Linked DNA regions of Mus musculus: region 2 is linked to region 1. The links are chromatin contacts, found by POLR2A ChIA-PET in ENCODE. All regions are on one chromosome and are shown on one strand. The core of a region is the stretch at or near the end of the contact, and the rest is flanking DNA. Distances in the headings are between cores, read along the strand shown.

Evidence for each region. ChIA-PET counts read pairs that join two places held with the same protein, here RNA polymerase II (POLR2A).
Region 2: POLR2A ChIA-PET joins it to region 1 with 11 read pairs in Patski. The contact joins the enhancer-like site here to the promoter of Lgals1 in region 1. POLR2A ChIA-PET finds 5 or more read pairs at or near these places in 4 of 5 experiments (Patski and embryonic stem cell).

Annotation. Positions count from the first base shown.
Region 1 is chr15:78,925,103-78,930,296 of GRCm38, forward strand. Lgals1 (lectin, galactose binding, soluble 1) reads left to right here and starts at 1,623. Exons shown (of 4, transcript NM_008495.2): 1 at 1,623-1,702; 2 at 2,868-2,947; 3 at 4,531-4,702; 4 at 4,896-5,194. The coding sequence starts at 1,694. The coding sequence ends at 5,042. It overlaps Gm30368 (a long non-coding RNA gene), which reads right to left and starts at 2,869. Exons shown (of 6, transcript XR_003951546.1): 1 at 1,942-2,869; 2 at 1,581-1,845; 3 at 103-235.
Region 2 is chr15:78,986,417-78,991,031 of GRCm38, forward strand. Triobp (TRIO and F-actin binding protein) reads left to right here. Exons shown (of 25, transcript NM_001039156.1): 13 at 1,476-1,532; 14 at 4,401-4,469; 15 at 4,569-4,615. Among named protein-coding and RNA genes, the nearest start is that of Mir6956, 13 kb to the right of the region's middle. Within about 2 kb of position 2,280, at least 3 of the 3 ENCODE cell types and tissues checked have a DNase peak (open chromatin) inside an H3K27ac peak, as active enhancers do.

The DNA.
Region 1 (5,194 bases), core at 373-2,872:
TGACTGACTGGCTCTGTACGATGGCTTAAAGAAGTCATATTGCTTAAGGGGATGTGTAAGTTCTAGGGAGAGGGTCACTCCTTCTCCCGGGTGTGCAGTTACCTCAGGAACACTCCGGTGGGGGAGGGGTTGTCCTGCAAGGCTTGGCTCGGCATTTTTGAGACAGTGACTAGTCTTCGTGCCTTTGGCTTAGAAGGGTGATGGTCAGGTCAGGAAGGCGGAGGGAAGCGAGAGCCTGAGCCAAAGGAAGGAGACAGAGATACAAAGACAAAGGCAGAGAGGGCAGACTCACCCTTTCAGTAACCTTCCAGGGCACGGGAGGAATCCAGGCTTTTTGGCAAGAGCAGCTTTGAAGTGCCTGTATTATCACACACCCTCCGCTCTGCTCAGTGAACCTCCCTAAGTCTCTCATGTCACCCCATGACCCTCTGTAGCTCCCCAAGACCCTCAGGTAAAAGACACTGAAACCCTTTACCTGGCCCACAAGACCCTTCATGATCTTTAACGCCCAGCTTTCTCCTACATGGTAAGCAGCTCGTTCCCCAGGCACGGGCTTCTCATCTCCAAGCCTTTGCCCAGTTGGAATGCTGGGTCCTTTCAAATCCCTGCTTCATATGTCAGTCTCTACCCCACCATGGTGAGTGTTTGCCCTGCTCAGTGCCAGTGCGGTGTTATTTCTTAATTCAACGCATAGTCACATTCTATCCAAACCGTGAATTCTGAGAGCAGGGCCTGGGAGGGGCTCATCTTCATGCCCTCTGAGGCCAGCACGGAGCTAGACACACAGTAGGGGCTCAGGAAAATAACTGCTAAATGAATGGGAAGGGATGGCCAAGTCTCTTCTCTAAAAGTGGGAATGAGACCAAGGGGGCACATCTGGCACACCCTGGACTGCCCCGAGGCTTGCCTCTCAGGCCCCGGGGATGTCACAGCCAAGGCACTCAGAACTCTCTGCAGGCCCTGCAGTGGGGTGAAGTCCAAGGTATGAGCCAAGGACACCAGCCTCAGGCCTGGCGCCCAGCCCAGGCTTTCTTTAGCCCTAGTGAGCTGCACTGAGCCGTAGCCACAGTCCTCTGCTTCCGGGGAAAGCCCTGGTGGGGCCTGTGCTTTGTGGTCCTCCTCAGTCCTCCCGCAGAAGCCCACAGTGGGAGTCACAGCGAGAGCCACACCCTGGCCTGCCAGGCGGCAGCCTCTTCAGAGAGCCTTGCTCTAATTCTCTGCAGGCATCTATACACACATCCCCCTCCCCCACCAGCTGCGCTGGGACCTAGGGGCTTTCTCCCTGCTGGCCCCAGGCCCTATCCCGCCAACTCTTAGGTTTAACTCATCCTTAAACTATTTTCCATTGGCTCCCCCAATCTCTGCCACAGCACAAATCTTTTTTTAGTGGAAAGAGGGATGGAGAAGAATAAGAGGCGGCGCCAGGACCCTGAGGGAGGGGCTAGGAGGGGGGGTCTCCTCTCTGACTGGTCACCTCTGCTCCAAAATTGACTTTATAATCCATAGACTCCACTTCTGGTGGCCCCCATCCTTGTCCTGACATGCAATTGGCTGAACTCCCGGGGAGGGGCGGGACTCACCGGGTCTGATCCAGTTAAAAAGGTCGGAGCGGGCCTGGGGCCCGTCTCTCGGGTGGAGTCTTCTGACTGCTGGTGGAGCAGGTCTCAGGAATCTCTTCGCTTCAGCTTCAATCATGGCCTGTGTGAGTGCGGGACCCTCTGTTCCAAGGTCTAGGGGACTGAGCAGAAGCAGATGGGCACAGGAGAGTAGACAATTGGGGACTTGCTTCTGGTCCCAGCTGTGCTGCCTTGGACAGGTGTTTTCTCTGGTCCTCAGTGGCTACATCTGTAAAATGGGGGTGGCTGTCACTGTTCCCCCCTGAAACCTTAAGCGTCTCTGGCTTAAGAATGTTCTGGACTTCTCGTAGTTCTGGCCGCATACCTGCCTTGCAAAGTCCAGTATTCTGCTGCTTTGCCGTTTTCTGAGAAGTGGGAGTGGGAAGGGTGTGGCCACCCGGGGAAAAGGGAGGCAGGGGGACATTTTGGCCAAGGCCATTCCCTGTTCACTCTTCCTCTCCACTCTAGAGTCTCCTGACCCCTCCCCCGCTGCAGCTGTCCCCAGTCACAGGGCCAGGGCTCAGTTGGTCACCCTCTGCTCCAGAAAACTAAAAAAAAAAAAAAAAAAACCCTCCCGGGCCTAAGATAGGCTCCAGGCTGGTCAGTGGAGGCGGGTCAGGGCTGGGCGGAGGAAACTGCATGCATTTGCACAGACAGGCAAGCCCTCAGGTATAGGGTTCAAATGTCAAAGAAACCCCTTGCCCAAATGAACTCCTGTCAACTCACCCAGGTAGGTGCACAGCAGTGCCCTGATATGTACTGGGCTCTCTAGCGTGCTAAGTCCACATTGCCACTCTCGGGCTGCCCAGTCCCACCGCCCCTCAGCCTCTCCGCTCCCTCCCGATGGTGTGCATCTAAGCAGAGAGCCTTGAAGCCGATTGGGGAGGCAAAGGCTGTTTTCTCTATCTCAGAGAAGCAAGGCCTTAGGCTAGTGGTCGCCTAATCCTTCCATCAGCAAAATGAGGATTTAGGAAGTCACACTCCATCTCCCCTCCACTCTAAGTCCAGGTCTCCAAGCTGATGTCTTTTAGGGCTTGTTCTGTAGGACAGTCACAAGTTTGACACCCTGCTGGGAATGAAGTCGTTCCCCATCAACTTACACCCTATCCTGACCAGCCCATCCCACCTCGGGCTTCCCCTAGGGCTGGTCAGGGTACTCCAGGGTGGGAATGACCCCATCCCTACACCCCAGCCCAATGCAGGTAGGTCTAACTCCAACCTAAACACAGCTCGGTGCTCTTGTCTACACAGGGTCTGGTCGCCAGCAACCTGAATCTCAAACCTGGGGAATGTCTCAAAGTTCGGGGAGAGGTGGCCTCGGACGCCAAGAGGTGAGACTGGAGAAAAGAATGGAGCGGGCAGGGGGCCAGGTTCGCAGATTTAGGTTGCGATGGGCGTGGCCGGCCGGAACCGCTCATTCCCCAGCCCGCAGCTGGTTAACGGGCAGCTGCAGATGCTGCGTTTTCTGGGTGAGTCACTTCCTCGCTGGGTCTAGTCGACGTCGCCGTGGTCTCCCCCTCCCTCCCGCCTCCTTTCTCCCGGCTGAAGTTTCTTAAACTAAAGCAGCTGCTGCTTCAACGACTCCGGCTTGCCCCTCCCCTTCCGCGGGGGGGGGGGCGGGGGTGGCGCGAGGGAGCGGGGGAGAGGCGTTGAGGGAGTGGTCACCCACGTGCCTGCTGCCTGAGGGTGCCCTGCAGGGGCTCAATCTTTTTTCCAGAGCTTCCTCCTCATTCATACCGCCCCACCGCCCCCCCCCCCCCGCCCCCAGCAGCCATGTGAGTTTGGACCAGTCACCCAAGCTCACGAGGCCTCGACTTTTTTTTTTCTTTTCTTTTCTTCTCCGAAGACAGGGTCTCCTTATATAGCCCTGGCTAGCATGGAATCTGTGTTGACCAGGCTGGCCTCCACGAAGACCCACATGTCTCGTCTCCCCAGAGCTGGGATAGAAAGTGTGTACTTCCATATTCCACACCCCTAAGAGCCTGGGGTTCCTAATAAAGCCAGAGGGAAAGTGGTGGAGGGGAGAGAGCCAGGGCCAGTTCCATCAAGCAGGCAGCTGCTGCTGTCTGTTGTCTGTTGTTAGTAAGTTCCTGAGCCCTTTCGCCTCTTCCTACCATACCTCCACGGTGAACACCGCTACCAGGCTCCGTGCAACAAACTCCGTATTCTTTTTGTTAGTTTGTTTGTTTTTTTGGTTTTTCAAGACAGGGTTTCTCTGTATAGTCCTGGCTGTCCTGGAACTCACTTTGTAGACCAGGCTGGCCTCGAACTCAGAAATCCACCTGCCTCTGCCTCCCAAGTGCTGGGATTAAAGGCGTGCACCACCACAGCCAGCCAAACTCCATTTTTTTTTTTTTTTTTTTTTGGTTTTTCAAGACAGGGTTTCTCTGTATAGCCCTGGCTGTCCTGGAACTCACTTTGTAGACCAGGCTGGCCTCGAACTCAGAAATCCGCCTGCCTTTGCCTCCCGAGTGCTGGGATTAAAGGCTCAAACTCCGTATTCTTATTTACGCTTCTTCTCCACAGTGAGGGAAAATCTATGGTGTGCCCTGCGCTGTACTCGGCACCAGGGACTCAGATACACAAGACAGATAGGACACCATCTGGAGAATCTCCCCTCTTGACCAAAGGGGTTGACAACTATCAATGTCTGGGAGAGAGCTCCCCTAGTGCGCACACACACACCACCACCACCACCACCACCACCACCACTGTACAGTCAGAGAGAATCTGCAGGGTCTAGCTCAGTTCACATGGTGAGACCAGAAGTAGAATCGAAGTTCCTGGCCTTCCTGTTGCTTGAGTTTCAACATGGCATGTCCATAGCCAGCTGCTGATGTTGCATTTTCTCAGTGAGCTGGGGTCTAGCACCATCCAACATGGCTGAAAGCCCACCTGTCCCCCCCCCCCCTAGCTTTGTGCTGAACCTGGGAAAAGACAGCAACAACCTGTGCCTACACTTCAATCCTCGCTTCAATGCCCATGGAGACGCCAACACCATTGTGTGTAACACCAAGGAAGATGGGACCTGGGGAACCGAACACCGGGAACCTGCCTTCCCCTTCCAGCCCGGGAGCATCACAGAGGTGGGTGGCGCTGGGCAGGGCCCTGGGTGTGCTGGGCAATATGGTCAGAGCCAGAGGCTGACCATTCCCTGCTGTGTGATTACCCTTGAATGGCATCACTCTCTCAACATAATAGACCTCACCTATACAGAACCTGTCCCCGGGGCTCTGAGCTGGTCCAAGGCCCAGCTCACTGCCCTTCTCCATCCACCAGGTGTGCATCACCTTTGACCAGGCTGACCTGACCATCAAGCTGCCAGACGGACATGAATTCAAGTTCCCCAACCGCCTCAACATGGAGGCCATCAACTACATGGCGGCGGATGGAGACTTCAAGATTAAGTGCGTGGCCTTTGAGTGAAGCCAGCCAGCCTGTAGCCCTCAATAAAGGCAGCTGCCTCTGCTCCCCATAATCCAGCCCTTTCATGGGAGAGTGTTTGTGTGTGTCTATGTGAGGGGCCCCGCCCAACCTGGTCCATCTTCACTTCCATTCATGCCTCCATGTGTTCTTGG
Region 2 (4,615 bases), core at 1,030-3,529, 62 kb after region 1:
AGCCCCATGGTGCCGGCTTTTGGCTGTTTGGAGTCAGTGTGGGGGTCAGGGGATCTGCCCCAAAGCACAGGAATGTTTATAAAGGAGGTTAAAAAAACCTCTTCCTACACAGCCTCTCCTGATACCTGTTGTGGTTAGGCCTTTCCTCCAGGTCCTGAGGCTGTGTTTGTGGGAGGTCCGAGATGAAGGGAAATGGAGCCAGATATGGGTGGTTACAGCCTTCAGTTTTAGCCAGGGATCATCCTGGGTCGCCTTGTCACAGATGGGAGACGGTCTGACAGAAGAGAAAGCAAACAGGACGATCACAGCCTCAGGGTTTCCGGGCTTGGAGCACAGCCCACCTTCTCCCTCAGACAGGTATACAGGATGAGGGAGCCCCAACTCTGGCTGTGGATAGCTCTAGGTGTTTAGGCTACTGGCTGGGGTATGCTTTCAGCACACTGACTCTGCCTGAGGAAATCGGGGTTCTCTAAAGGAGTGCAGGCCCACAGAGGTGGCTGGGTCAGGTGGCTCTGGTTCCCAGCTGCCACCTGCACCCTGCTACACTGTCCCACTGACTCTCTTCATGCAACCAGACACCTTGGCCTGGTGAGGCTCACTCGATGCACACTCTGATAGGTGGGCTCAGAGCCATGGCAACAGGTGGCCACCTCCTCCCCGCCAGCCTGTTTGGCCTGCCCTGTTCTCCCTGCCAGCGAGCAGGAGCTGAGGCTACTAAAGGATAAGAGACCTAGATAGGAGAGGGGCCCCAGTGGTCAGAGAGGGTCTGGTGGATGATATCCACCAGATGAGCGGGTCGGGAAACTGCCAGGATGATCCCCCACATGTAGGCCCGGGCAGAGAGAGCTAGCTCACAGCCTCCCTGTGGAACATGCTACAGCTGGGGCCTCCCAGACTTCAGGGCTATGCATCTCTGGGTAGGACCCGCCAGGTAGGGCTTGCCAGGATTGAGGTGCTATGGCCTGTCTAAGGAGACGTAAGGGGAAGAGGCCTTAGAATATCTGCCCTCAGCCTGGCCTGGCTCAACCTTTCAGGGTCTCTAGGAGATGAGGGAAGGGTAGGAGTGGTGGCCTGGACAGAACATTGGGTTGTGTTCCGCGTGGCCCACCTAGATCTTACCGAAGAGGACTAGGCTATTTCTCGAGGCTGCTCTCTGGATTCCCTGGGGCTCTCTTTATAGGAAAAGTTCCTTTTGTCTCTCCCTCTCCCCATCTTGGGTAGGGCCGGGGAGCTTGGACACCTGGGGAGGGGGAGATGCTGGGGGAAAGGTCTAAGGCTGTCTCAGTGGCGGGGAGTCTGCTTGGTTTGGGGGTAGGTGAGGAGAGTTAAGTTCTCTGGGTCCTTTGCCCTCGCCGTTGGTCTCCCAGGACCTCAGTGTCACCAGGACTACGACAGGATGACTGTCGCATTCCCTTCTAGCAGCCCCGTCGGCTTTCACACTGAGTCTGACCATTTGCCTTCTCATCTTCCTGTAGCCCGATCTGCTCAACTTCAAGAAAGGATGGATGTCAATCTTGGATGAGCCTGGAGAGGTAGGAGACTGGAGGGGAGGGACTGGCCGGGCTGATGCAGGGCTTCCGTGGAGAGGCTCTTGGGGTGGGTAAAGGGGTCCGATGGGAGGGCCAGTGAAAACCCTAATGGAGTTGAATTTCTGGTCGAGGGAGAGGCTTAGTGAATGCTTAGGAGGGACAGGTTGCTGGCTCTAGGCTTCCTCATGAGTCTTAACATGTGAGGCACAGGGTGGAGCCTCCCTGCCATGCACGCTCCAGATCCCATCTTTAGCTCTCGACAGGAGTATCTTGGCTCTCCTTCCTCATGACAATGCTTGACAGGAGTCTGAGGGTCTGGGGTGAAGGCTTCCCGAGTTGTACCTGAGTTGTACCAACTTCCAGACAGTACAGAGTAGGGCACAGGACACAGGCCAGACCTGTCGGTGGAACCACAGCCTCAGTCAGCAGATCTGTGACATGGGTATGATGGAGAACAGAGTCACTCACAGAGGTGACTGCGTGAGGAGCCGGAAGCTTCTAAGCTTAGTTCATCACCCCTCCGTCTTTCCAGTCTACTGTGACTGGCCTTGGAAATAGCTGAGGTGGTGCCGTTCACCAGCTCTGCTCTTTCAGCGGCCAGGCAAAGCCGGAGGCTGGGAGCTAAACTGGCTTTCCGCCTACTCTGCCTGCATGTGCCCATGGCTCGGATCTGCATCAGATCTGCATGCGGTCCGCATGCTGGGCAGGGCTCAGAGCCAAGGGGAATCGCATTGTGTTTCCTGCCCACGCGCTTTAATTCCCCGCAGCCTTCTGTCCCCGCTGCCTGCTTGCCATCCCTTAGTGGCTGCTGGCCAGGCTCACACAAGGCCTGGCGCCCTGCCAGTGACCCCTTTCTGGCCTCCCTACCCCAAGTCCCTGGAGGGCAGAGGGATTATGGGCACCACCCAGAACTGGCCATTACTCATGCTCTTTCACTGGGTTTTGGAATGTCCAAACTGGAAGGGCCTTGGGAGGGCAGCCAGCCCCAGCCCCTCATGTACAGATGGGAGTCGGAGCCACAAGAGTGAGCTCTCTTCCAGGCTGAGTGATACCCTGGGCAGCCCAGGCCTAGAACCTGGGGCCCTCAGAGCTTCATCCATCTTCTGTTACAATTAGGGACAGAGCTGACCTAGACAACCAAGAAACCATTATCCATAGAACCCTCCTCACTTCACAGAGACACTTGAGTTCCCAAGTGGTACCTTAGTCCACTCCAGGAGCAAGATTGTTTTAAGAGTGCCAGGCAGTGGTGGCACACGCCTTTAATCCCAGCACTTGGGAGACAGAGGCAGGCGGATTTCTGAGTTCAAGGCCAGCCTGGTCTACAAAGTGAGTTCCAGAACAGCCAGGGCTACACAGAGAAACCCTGTCTCGGGCGGGGAGGAGGGAGCAGGTTGGGTGGGGGGAACGACAGATAACCTGTAGCCTGACCCAAAATCTAGACTTCTTGCCATTCCCAGTGTAGAGTCAGAACAGTGAAGGCTGGGGAGGTGGTGACCCTTGCTGAGAGACACATGGCAAGGCAACACTCACACTCTGGGCATTTGGTGCTTAAACCCTGTTTCTCAGGGGAGACCCCTGGGAAGAAGTAGAAAGCATCACCCTCAAATGCTAGAAACCGTATCATGTCCCTATGGGATAAAAATAGGAAATAGCCTAGGCAGGGTTGTGGTGTTGGGGGAGCCCCAAGAGGGCTGCACCAGGACACACTGATCCAGCAGTGGGCTGATGGCAACTAGGATCCCAGGAAAGTGGCCAGCAGTCGTCTGAGACACACATGAGATGCTCGGCTGCCTGTCCCTTTCCCATGTGGCTTCCCAGCCTAAAAGAGGTACTGCAGGGACTCACACTGCGGAATCACAAATGTGAGGGTTAACCAATGCACTCTCACACCGGAACATGTGTGTAACCAGCCCGCAGCACAGATGGGGGAGCAACACTCAGTTGCCTGCCCCAGGCCTCTTTCTAGTCCTTCTGTCTGAGAGGCCTTTGTCCTTGACCCTGTGTCAGGCCAGCACGCAGAGAAAGACTTGCAGAGGTCTGGCCCCACTTAGTCACTGCCCCTGTAGGCATTTAACTTCACAGAGCCTGTACCTTCCTTCATCGGCACTGGAGAAAGGCACGTGCTATGCTGAGCTCTGATATCTTGAGTGGTCCTGAATGAGCTTCAAATACTTCAGTTGATAGAATGGTTGCCTACCAGGCAAGACTCTGGCCTTGATGCCCAGCATCATATAATACAGGCATGATGGTGCATGCCTGTAATTCTAGTGCCCAGGAGGTTGAAGGCTGGATGATCAGAAGAAGTTCAGGGTCAAGGCAGAAAGACAGCCGCTAAAGCGCTTGCCGTGGCGAGCTTGGTGGCCTGAGTTGATTCCAGGAATCTAAGAAGGGTAAAGGTGAAGGGAAGAGAACGGTCTCCACAGAGTTGTCCTCTAACACACACTCGAACATGCCATACATGTACCCACCCATATGCTTACATGCGCGCGGGCACACATACACACACACACACACACACACACTACCACACAATACCCATCCACACACTCTGACCCACACGTGCACTGCCGCACACGTACCCACCCACAACCTGATCATCCTGGCTCTATTACAAGTTGAAAGCCAGCCTGAGCTACATGCAACCCTGTATCAAAGAACAGTCAGCCAGCCAGAGAAAAGCTGCGCACTGGGGCCACAGAAGGCCTGGTTACCGAGGAGGGAACAATCCATTTCCCAGCCTCCGTCTGCTTGGCTTCAGATCTGATCTGCCCTTCACATCCTTAGCTATAAGAACGGGCAAAGGGTGGACAAGCACACACAGGCTCCTTCCTTCCCTAAACCTTTCCCTCACTGTCTCCTCTTCCACAGTGGAAAAAGCATTGGTTTGTGCTGACGGATTCAAGCCTCAAATATTACAGAGACTCCACGGCTGAGGAGGTAAGGTGCCTGGGTGGGCAGGCCCGGGGAAGGGCGGGGAGCCGTGGCTGTGGCTGGGGTTCGTGGAGTGGGGACCCACGGTGGATCTTGTTGCTCCAGGCAGATGAGCTGGACGGTGAGATCGACCTGCGGTCCTGTACTGACGT